Regions from separate parts of the Homo sapiens genome. Here region 1 is linked to region 2. A link is an interaction called in ENCODE POLR2A ChIA-PET data of the cell type or tissue named here. Cell type or tissue: MCF 10A. All regions are shown on one strand. Region 1 overlaps SSBP2 (single stranded DNA binding protein 2). Region 2 overlaps SSBP2 (single stranded DNA binding protein 2).

Evidence for each region. Peaks named below come from ENCODE experiments on the same cell type or tissue, not always from the same donor. Only the 100,000 strongest peaks of a DNase experiment are listed, where the experiment ranks them.
Region 1: POLR2A ChIA-PET joins it to region 2 with 6 read pairs; 4 of 35 experiments call an interaction of 5 or more read pairs at or near these places.

What each region holds. Positions count from the first base shown.
Region 1 is chr5:81,701,088-81,706,087 of GRCh38, reverse strand. All of the region lies in intron 1 of SSBP2 (single stranded DNA binding protein 2), which reads left to right. Among named protein-coding and RNA genes, the nearest start is that of SSBP2, 48 kb to the left of the region's middle. In MCF 10A, no CTCF peak of the experiment used is centred here; no DNase peak of the experiment used is centred here.
Region 2 is chr5:81,623,704-81,628,703 of GRCh38, reverse strand. All of the region lies in intron 3 of SSBP2 (single stranded DNA binding protein 2), which reads left to right. Among named protein-coding and RNA genes, the nearest start is that of SSBP2, 120 kb to the left of the region's middle. In MCF 10A, no CTCF peak of the experiment used is centred here; a DNase peak (open chromatin) is centred at 2,003.

The sequences.
Region 1 (5,000 bases), 77 kb before region 2:
ATTCCATGTCTTTGCTACTGTGAATATGCTGTGATCAGCGTATGAGTGCAGGTGTATTTTTGGTAGAATGACTTATTGTCTTTTGGATATATATTCAGTAATAGGATTGCTGGGTTGATTGGTAGTTGTGTTTTGAGTTATTTGAGAAATCTTCAAACTGCTTTCCACAGTGGCTGAGCTAATTTACATTCCCACCAACAGTGTATGTGTGTTCTCTTTCCTCCATAGTCTTGCCAGCATCTGTTGCTTTTTGACTTTTTAATATAACATACTCAGGGTGGGTATGTTTGGTTCCCAACCTGTCCAATTTAAAATGTTTTGCCATTTTAAGTTTTACTTAATACCAGTATTCATAGTCAAATAATTTTAGATTTTTCCTAGAGTTTGCAATATAAAAAGTCAGGAATAAGATGAGGGAGCTAAAGGAAGGACTTGACTTCCAAAGATTCTGAAATACAAGAGAAAGGCTTAAAATAATTAGTTTTTTACAATTATTAATTAGTTGACATCTAATTGCGATGTAGTTAATTGGCTTGGTGTGTTTATGGCTCTTTATCCTAAAGTATATATTTAAGTACCTAAAAGGATCAGTTAATTATTTTTTCTTTGAGTTGTTTCTGGAAAATTGTGTAGAATAAAAATATCTCAAAATATATGTGTCCTTTAATATTAAAGCACTTTTGTAAAGTATATAACATTTCCTTGGTTTGCTACTTATCACTTTTTAAGGGGGATCTGTTGCTTTCCATTACTAGATTTTTAAGAATTATACTCTATTAATTGGCTTTTAAAAAACTCTAACATTTTATTTGCAGATTAATAAGAGGAGTATAGAAAAATTTGTTAAACATATTTTCAAGTGTTTTCCTCTCCCCTATCACTATGCACAAGAGTGTTCACATATATAGGCACTATATATACTATTTGTTGGATGGCTGTTGGAATGGGTGGGTAAGTGGATGAGTAAATAATATATTCAGATTTGTTGTATATTATATACATGTAATATACATAAAAACAAATATGTATATATTTTGTGTGTTTTGAATACTTTGGTTAAGTGGCTTCCAAAGTATGTGCTATAAAAACCTTCTGCACAAAAAGGTCTCCATAGCCAAATAGATTTGGAAATGTGATATATTATTTTTATGTCAAGAAATTCTTAATATAGATTAACACGTTAAATATTCTGAGTGGTCTGGAAATAAAGAAACTCATTTAAACTTAGCCTAGTATTTCAATAACTAATGTGAATAGGGAATGCATTTTTTTTTTTTTTTTTTTTTTTTTTTGAGATGGAATCATTCCCCGTCACCCAGGCTGGAGTGTAGTGGTGTGATCTCGGCTCACTGCAACCTCCGCCTCCTGGGTTCAAGCGGTTCTCCTGCCTCAGCCTTCCAAGCAGCTGGGACTAAAGGTGCGCGCCACTACGCCCAACTAATTTTTGTATTTTTAGTAGAGACGGGGTTTCGCCATATTGGCCAGGCTGGTCTTGAGCTCCTGACCTGGTGATCCACCTGCCTTGGCCTCCCAAAGTGCTGGGATTACAGGCCGAGCCACCATGCCTGGCCAGGGAATGCTTTTTAAATCCCTAAACAATTGTATAATATTGTGTATATGTGTGTGTGCATGTGTATATATGTGTGCGAGCATGTGTGCCTGTATGCATATGTACATTCAAAACTTGGGAACTAGTGGGTTTTTATGTAATGTAAGTGGTAGAACTGAACAGATGTTGGTAGTATGTCAGAGAAATGGGAGCCAGTGATGTTATTTCATAAGACTCATAGGTAACTTGGAAAGCATATGTGAGATTAGAGTTTTTATATTCGTTAGTGAAGTAGAGATAGTGAAAGCCTGCCATACTCCTCACCAATCGTAGTCATGTCATCATTAATTATATGCCTCAGTGAAAGGATTGAGAAAAAGAGAACAAAAGAGCATCAGATAACTAAGAAGAATCCCCAACCCTGTACCTCATTGGTTGGGTAACACAAATGCCAGTGGAACCTGGACAGTAATGATGATGTGACTGTTCCACGTGGCTCAGCTTGGCCAATTTCCTCAGCTCCTGGTGTTCTGTGGTCATGTCCAAGGGACTAAAGCAGCAGTAAAGCTCCATAGTCAGATGTCTTTGACTTACCCATTTTAGGTAGCAAGTATCTTCAGCTCTGCCTCATTCTATTTACTATAAAACAAAATACAGTAAGGAAGCAACCTAGAATTTGTTAGTGGGTACAATGAAAAAGTAGTCACCATATTTTGGATCTGCGCATTTAAAAAAAAGAAAAACATTAGTTTAAAATAAACTGAAAGATAATCTAAAATAAATTGACTTTATTAGTCTTGTTTTTGGCATTTCTCTTTTAAGGGAAATCATTAGTGAACATTAATAAATCCAGTGTTATCTATTAGGAAAATAAATACAAAGATTTAAACTCAGTAGAGGAATTGAATTTAAACAACTGAATTTAAAAAATAATTGTTTTGACTTTTTTCTTTTTTTTCTTTTTTTAAATTTTATTATTATTATACTTTAAGTTTTAGGGTACATGTGCACAATGTGCAGGTTAGTTACATATGTATACATGTGCCATGCTGGTGTGCTGCACCCATTCCCTCTGGACCTCCTTGGATAACCTGATGTGCTTTTCCTGTCTCAGGGAATCACTATTCCAATGCCCGATTTTGAGTGTCCATCTAACAAGCACTGCAGACTGTAGCTCAGGCTGCCTGAGCTCTGGAGATCTTCCTGGGTTGCTGGCACTGTCTGTGTGTCCTGTAATACCATGACTGATATATGTTGTATTCATGGCTGAATATCTTCAAAATAACTTGTGTATTCTCAAAGCTTACTTTAAAATCTAATTTTTAATTTCAATTAAGTTATTTAATTAATTAGAAAAGGCTATGTAAACACTAAAGGTTTTTATAATTTAATAGGCAAACTGCTTTACCATTTAATCCTTGATTAAATATTGAACCACTTTAGCAAAGTAGCCACCACACAAAGAATACTGAATAAGATATGGGCAAAAAGGAATAAAAAGAATAAAACAGACAAAAATCCCTCATTAAAATGACCAACTTGTCTGTTGTAGATAGTGGGGAATGTGTGTAATATCTGCTCTTATTCCCAGTTGTTGGAGCTTGAGTACATTAAGATTGAGCCACAGCATGAGAAATCAGAGTTCTTTTACTGTGCTGTAGTTCAATATAAGGCTTGATTGGCAACTTAGTGTAGGTCACAGATCTCTTAGCTGGCTAAAGGCAATGAAGATACTATGTAGCTCTTCAGGGGGACATAGTGGAAAGTGGCAAAAATAAATCTCAATTTTATCCCCCTAAAATAAAATGACAGAAAAATGTAGGGACCCAGTTTAAACTGGCATTTGGATTCTCTGAAATAGGGATTCTTTCTATTGGGATTGAGCACTAGCAGAGAGCTCACACTCAAATGTCTGGATGAAAGTGTAAAATTGAGAAGTTCAGTTTCAAAAAAAAATAGCATTCCTGCATTTTTTCAGAACTTATGGCATTGTGTTTCATATACTTTGTATTTTCCGATGCCTATTTTGGAGCTTCCATTATTTTGTTTCTATTGCTTTGCATGAGAGCCCTTATATAAGTGAGATTGAGTAGTAGGCAGATTCTATCTATAGCTTTTGTCCTCTTCTAAATATTACAGAATTTGTTTGTTTGTTTGTTTGTTTTTTTGAGATGGGAGTCTCGCTCTGTTGCCAGACTGGAGTGCAGTGGCACCATCTTGGCTCACTGGAACCTCTGACTCCTGGGTTCAAGCGATTCCCCTGCCTCAGCCTCCTGAGTAGCTGGGACTACAGGTGTGCGCCACCACGCCCAGCTAATTTTTCGTATTTTAGTAGAGACGTGGTTTCATCATGTTGGCCAGGCTGGTCTTGATCTCCTGACCTCGTGATCTACCCGCCTCGGCCTCCCAAAGTGCTGGGATTACAGGCGTGAGCTGCCGTGCCTGGCCGAATCTTTTTTTTAATTAAAAAAATTACAATAGTGATTTCTTTCAGTGTGTACCTTATTAGTCCCATATAACTTTGTTTCAGATAATCCCTATTAATGATACAGTTAAACATACATTTTAATAATCTGTGAAAACATTAATGCAATATTTTCTAAACTTTTCATTAACTACTATGTATTAATAAATTGGCATCGTTGGTTAACAGGGTTCTGAGGTCAGATAGGTTTATGGTATGGTGCATACTTATATCTCTTCTTAGAGATTTATAATGTACATTATAATGTCAAAGACTCAGAGTTGCTGAAGTAAATAATTATGTTCAGTCCAGGAGTTTCTTTAGGTGCCAAGGATGGAACAAAGTGACAAAGATGTCTATTCCTTTAGTGCTTTTGTATTTTGGAGGGCTTGTTTTGGTACAACTAAAATAAAAGGCCTTATAAAATTAGCCTACTCAAAATGTTCTCATTTTATTTGAGACATCTTTAGTGGGATAATTTAGCATGGTGCTTGGCACATAGTACAGGTGCACCTTGTTTTATTGTGCTCCACTTTATTATACTCAGTAGACAATATTATTTTTTACAAATTGAAGGTTTGTGGCCACCCTGCATAGAGCAAGTCTGTTGGTATTATTTTACCAAGGACATGGGCTCACTTTGTGTCTCCACATCACATTTTGGTAATTTTTCTTCTATTTCAAACTTTTTATTATTATTATATCTATTATGAGGTTCTATGATCAGTGATCTTTGATGCTACTGTTGAAATTGTTTTGGGATGCCACAAACCTCACCCACAGGAGATGGAGAATATAATTGATAAATGTTGTGTGTGTTCTCACTGCTCCACCAAACAGCTGTTTCCCATCTCTCTTCCTGTCTCTGAGACATGAAAGTATTACAATTAGGCCAATTAATAACCTACAATGGCCTCTAAGTGTTCAAGTGAAAGGAAGAATCATATGTCTTTTGCTTTAAATCAAAAGCTAGAAACGATTAAGCCT
Region 2 (5,000 bases):
TTACCCCATACTCAGCATCCCAGTTTATAATACATTTACCTGAATCAAATCCCCTCTGAAAACTTGCTTCTTGTTTGTACTTTTTGTTAAACATTCCCAACTCTTACATTAGTTCCAGAAATAAAAATGCCAATAAGCTTCTTTCTTCTGATGTTAATGTGTTTTTTTACTTGTGCAATTTTAAAACATAGGCTTTTAAAAACTTTCTATTTAAAGTTTTAATTGCAGAAACTATAGCTCTTGATATGATGCCTTTTATAACTCTCATATCTCTTGATATAGTTTGGCTGTGTCCCCACTCAAATCTCATCTTGAATTGTAGTTCCCATAATCCCCACGTGTGGTGGGAGGGACTTGGTGAGAGGTAATTGAATCATGAGGGCGATTCCCCCATGCTATTCTAGAAATAGTAAGTTCTCACACAATCTGGTGGTTTTGTAAGGGGCTTCCCCCTTCGCTCAGCTTTCATTCTTCTCCATGCTGTCGCCATGTGAATCTGCCATGGATTCTAAGCTTCCTGAGGCCTCCCCAGCCATGCTGAACTGTGAGTCAGTTAAACCTCATTCCTTTATAAATTACCCAGTCTCAGGTATGTCTTTATTAGCAGCTTGAGAGCAGACAAGTACACCTTTTTTTTTTTTCTTTTTTTGAGACAGGGTCACCCAGGCTGGAGTGCAGTGGCACAATCATAGCTCGCTGCAGCCTCCATCTCCCGGGCTTAAGTGATCCTCCCACCTAAGCCTCCTGAGTAGCTGGGACTAAAGGAGCATATCACCATGCCCAGCTACTTTTTCATATTTTTTTGTAGCGATGAGGTTTTGCTGTTGTTGCTCAGGCTGGTCTCAAACTCCTGGGATCGAGACTCACTCGCCTCTGCTTCTGCCTGCCAAAGTGCTGGGATTACAGGCATGAGCCACCACAACCAGCCTATACCTCATTTTTATTTAACAAAATAAAAATATAGAGCACCTTTTAAAGTGACTTTGGTCCCCTGTATTTATATCCTGAAATCAAATATATATAACATTGTAGAGAAAATAAAATATAAGATTATTCTAAGAATTCTGTTTCTTTCACCTGGTGGTGGAAAGTCCAATCTTGTAGTATGCTAGCACTCTAATTATTTTAGAACCTAATGAATAATATCAGGTATAGCTAAGAATAACCAAATACCCACAGGAAAACAAGTGCAATGGCATTAGTTAGCTCACTAGAATGGTATAATATTTATAATTGGCTTACTGGTTTTTACTCATCTGGTATGTCTTTCCTATAACAGGCAAGGTATAATAACTATTTGAGTTGGGTTAAACTAAGCATCGTATAAGACAGTGTAGGTGACAACGGGGCTAGAAGGAGGAGGCTGATAAGAGTGAGAAGGGAGAAAAAGTGTTAGCAAGAGAGAAGGCAAAAAACATAGGCCATAGAGAACAAAACTAAAATTCAGCATGGGAGAAGAGGAAAGGCATGTGGAATACAGAGGAAAATTTGGTGGGGAGAGAACATTGTAAAAAACGGAGGGAATCTTCATTAAATGTAAAGGACTCAAAAGAAAAATGAGGCAAATGTTACTCAAGTTAATTAGAAAACTTTTTATTTCGCTATACTAGCTATATGAGACTTTTTCTATAATATTTTTAGTACCTTTAAGCTTCTTTTAAAATTACTTTTGCGTATGTCATCTCTTTGTCTCTGTATAAAACACTGTAAAATACATAACATTTATTTTCTCTTTTTACATAAATCAAAAAACTATTTGCCCAAGGTCAAATTTAGAGTTAGAATTCAAGTTCCTGAATTGTAACCAGTGCTCATCTCAGTAACACATATTTCTTAATCACAGAGCTCAATTCAGTGTCCCACTATTAATAAGTCATTAATTACATTTCCCATTTGAGCATTGTGAGTGGCTAATTCCAGGCAGTGTATATAAATGGGACTCAAAAGTTTTCTCTTCTGAGTCATGTCTATATTGAGGCATCCACGGATCCCTGGCAGCTGCATGTAGGGTGAGGGGGTGGTTGCCATAGGATATTCAGGAAATGAGTTGGTGCATGGGGTCAAAGGTAGGCTAACAATGTGCTTGCTGTCTTATCTGGTACAGATATCCATCCCACTCTTATAATAGCTGATGCTGCTCAGACTGCTGGAACTGTAGAAACCTGCCCATAATCAGAATAAGGAGTCTTGCATTAAGAACTCTTAAAACCACACTCACGTTAGAAACAAAATAACGTAATAATTAAAAGGCTCAAGCCCAGCTCTGCCACTGTGTGACTTTAGGCAAATTATTTAATCTAATTTAACCTAAGCTTCAGTTCCTTCATCTACAAAGTGGGGATAATAATTAGAAGGATTAGATGTTGAATATGTGATACTTCGTATATGATGCTTGTATAGTACTTACTCAATAATGGTAACTATCTTCATTATATTTTAAAATAGAAATTGATTTCTAATCCAGGAGTATTGTGAGAATTTTATAAAAGTGAAGCAAAATTTAATGCTTTCATTTTTAAAGGTATTAAGTAATGCTAGGGAATAATATTAATACAAGTTATACATATGGGGAAGTTCTAAGATGAAGAACAGGTACATACACATTTCATGTGAAACTGTTTTTGGTCTTATGAATGGATAGGATAGTTTTCTTAAACAGAGATTGTCAGTAACTAACATTCATTGATATATTTTTGGGACAAAGACAAATGACTTCCTTAGTTATTAAGACTTGAGCTTATAACAACGTGGCTTGTTCCTCAGAAAAAATGTTTTCCATGGCGTTTTATTGTTTTGTTCTGTCTTTTAAAAAATTTTTGTTGTCGGGTAGTCCTAGATCTGGCCAGTGGCATAAGTTGTATAATTATGTTAGCATTCCATCTTCTGGGACACATCTGGCATGTTTATTCACCCTTGTAGACTTCTCTGACAACCATTTTGCTTTCTGTGTTCCCTTGAGATATTAACAAGCTACCTAAGTCATTTCAACTTACATTCTCAGGAATAGAGGGAGATACAGTGTTTGGTTGAGAATCTTCAACTTGGGAATGCCGTATTTTCTCTTGATTTATGAGGGGAAGATTTTAATAATAATAAATGATATGAGATCAAAGACTTCAATACTTTGTAAGTTTTGCTTCTCTGTATTCAGTCTGTGTCTTCATTTGTAAAATATAAAATTTTCACTTGTTTCTGCTTGGGAATAAAGAGTGTATAAAACTCTAAAGTATTATTCATGATGATGAACCCATTACATTTCAAGGATAATATTTGCTTTCATGTTTAATAGTTGTAGGATTAGAGGAACTGAGAAGCTCCTTAGTCACCAGCATCTCAGGTTGTAGAGGGGCAAAGTCTGCATCTTTAGAGGTTCAAAATTTTCTGAGCTTGGCCCTCTTGGAGATAAAGGAACAAGTACAGTGGATCATCAGAATAGCTTACTAAAGTACATCAGAAAAATCCCTCGACCCAAGCACAAATCAAGTATTGCTATGAAACTTACCTAAACTAAAAGTCCTACTTCTTCCTCTAGGAGATAAGTCTACATTTTTGTATACTAATTATCACATTGTCATAATATCAGCCAAAAGCATTTGTTAAAAATATTAGTGAAATTTTTATATATACTATATAACCTTACATCAAGTTATGTAGCATATATAGGTGAAGTGAGCAATTTTGAGCAAGTGAGCAATTTTGAGCAAGTGAGCAATTTTGAATTCATCACTAGTTTTGGACCAATAGTCACATTTGTGCCATGGATTACATACCTTTTTATTTTCTTGGGCAGTGTATGGCAGCATATTATATAGACGTGGTATTTAATGCATATTTGAAATATTACTGGAAGAAAATAGTTTTTAAATTTTTTATTCATGAAGGTTTATAGAAGTCTTCTGGTTTTAGCCTCATTATTTTCTAAATAAGGCTATAACATTATAGTTAAGTGATTTGTCTACTAGCTCACAAAACCAAGCATGGATTAATTGCAGAATGTGGACTAAAATCATATATTTTGGTCTTACTACAGCCTTTGTTGTTGATGTCATGATATGGCCAATTGTTCTCAAATATTAGGATGGTATTATACCAGTCACTATATAGGTTGAGCATCCCTAGTCTGAAAACCTGAGATCCAAAATCTAAAACTTTTGAGTGCCAACATGAAACTCAAAGGAAATGCTTATTAGAGCCTTTTAGAATTTGGATTTTCAGATTTGGGATGCTCAACCACTAAGTATAAGTATAATGAAAATATTTCAAAATCAAAAAAAATTTAAATCTGAAGCACTTCTGGTCCCAAGAATTTCAGATAAGGGATACTCAACCTTGTTTTACAAATAGGCAAAATGTGATCGAATTTTCTAAAAATGATAAAATTTTGAAATGTCTTTCCTACCTGTGATTCTTAGAAGGAGGAACATACATATGCTTAATAAAATAGATGGGGCATGTGTTAAAACTTGAATATCATAGCACTAAAACTAAATTTGTATTTAATTTTTAATTAATTTTATCATGTAAATTTCATAACATATCCTAGATTATTATAGACTTAATTATGAAACTCTCCTGATGAGTAGGGCTTTTTTAAAATTGAAGATTTACTGATCTTTAGAATGATAGAATAGACATTGTAAATGTATGGAAAATAATACACACTTGTCCTAGACACTAAGATATGGGACCTACCTAGCACAAGGCTTGCCATGAGACATGTTTTTAAAGGCTCTATTTCTTTGCCTATGTTAAACAAGATCATGTATAAGCAATACAGGATTCTCAGAAACACCACCTATAAAATTATCCTCTTTTAATCACTTGTTTTATAATCTCTAAGGTTGGTCTTATAAATATTTGACCTTCCACTAAATCCATAAAGGCAAACATAGAAATAGAAGTAGAACAATGTTACTATTATAAGATAAATATTTAATTTAACTATATATTTAGAAATAATTATTTCTGATGTTTATTTAATAACTCTTAGGGCATACGCC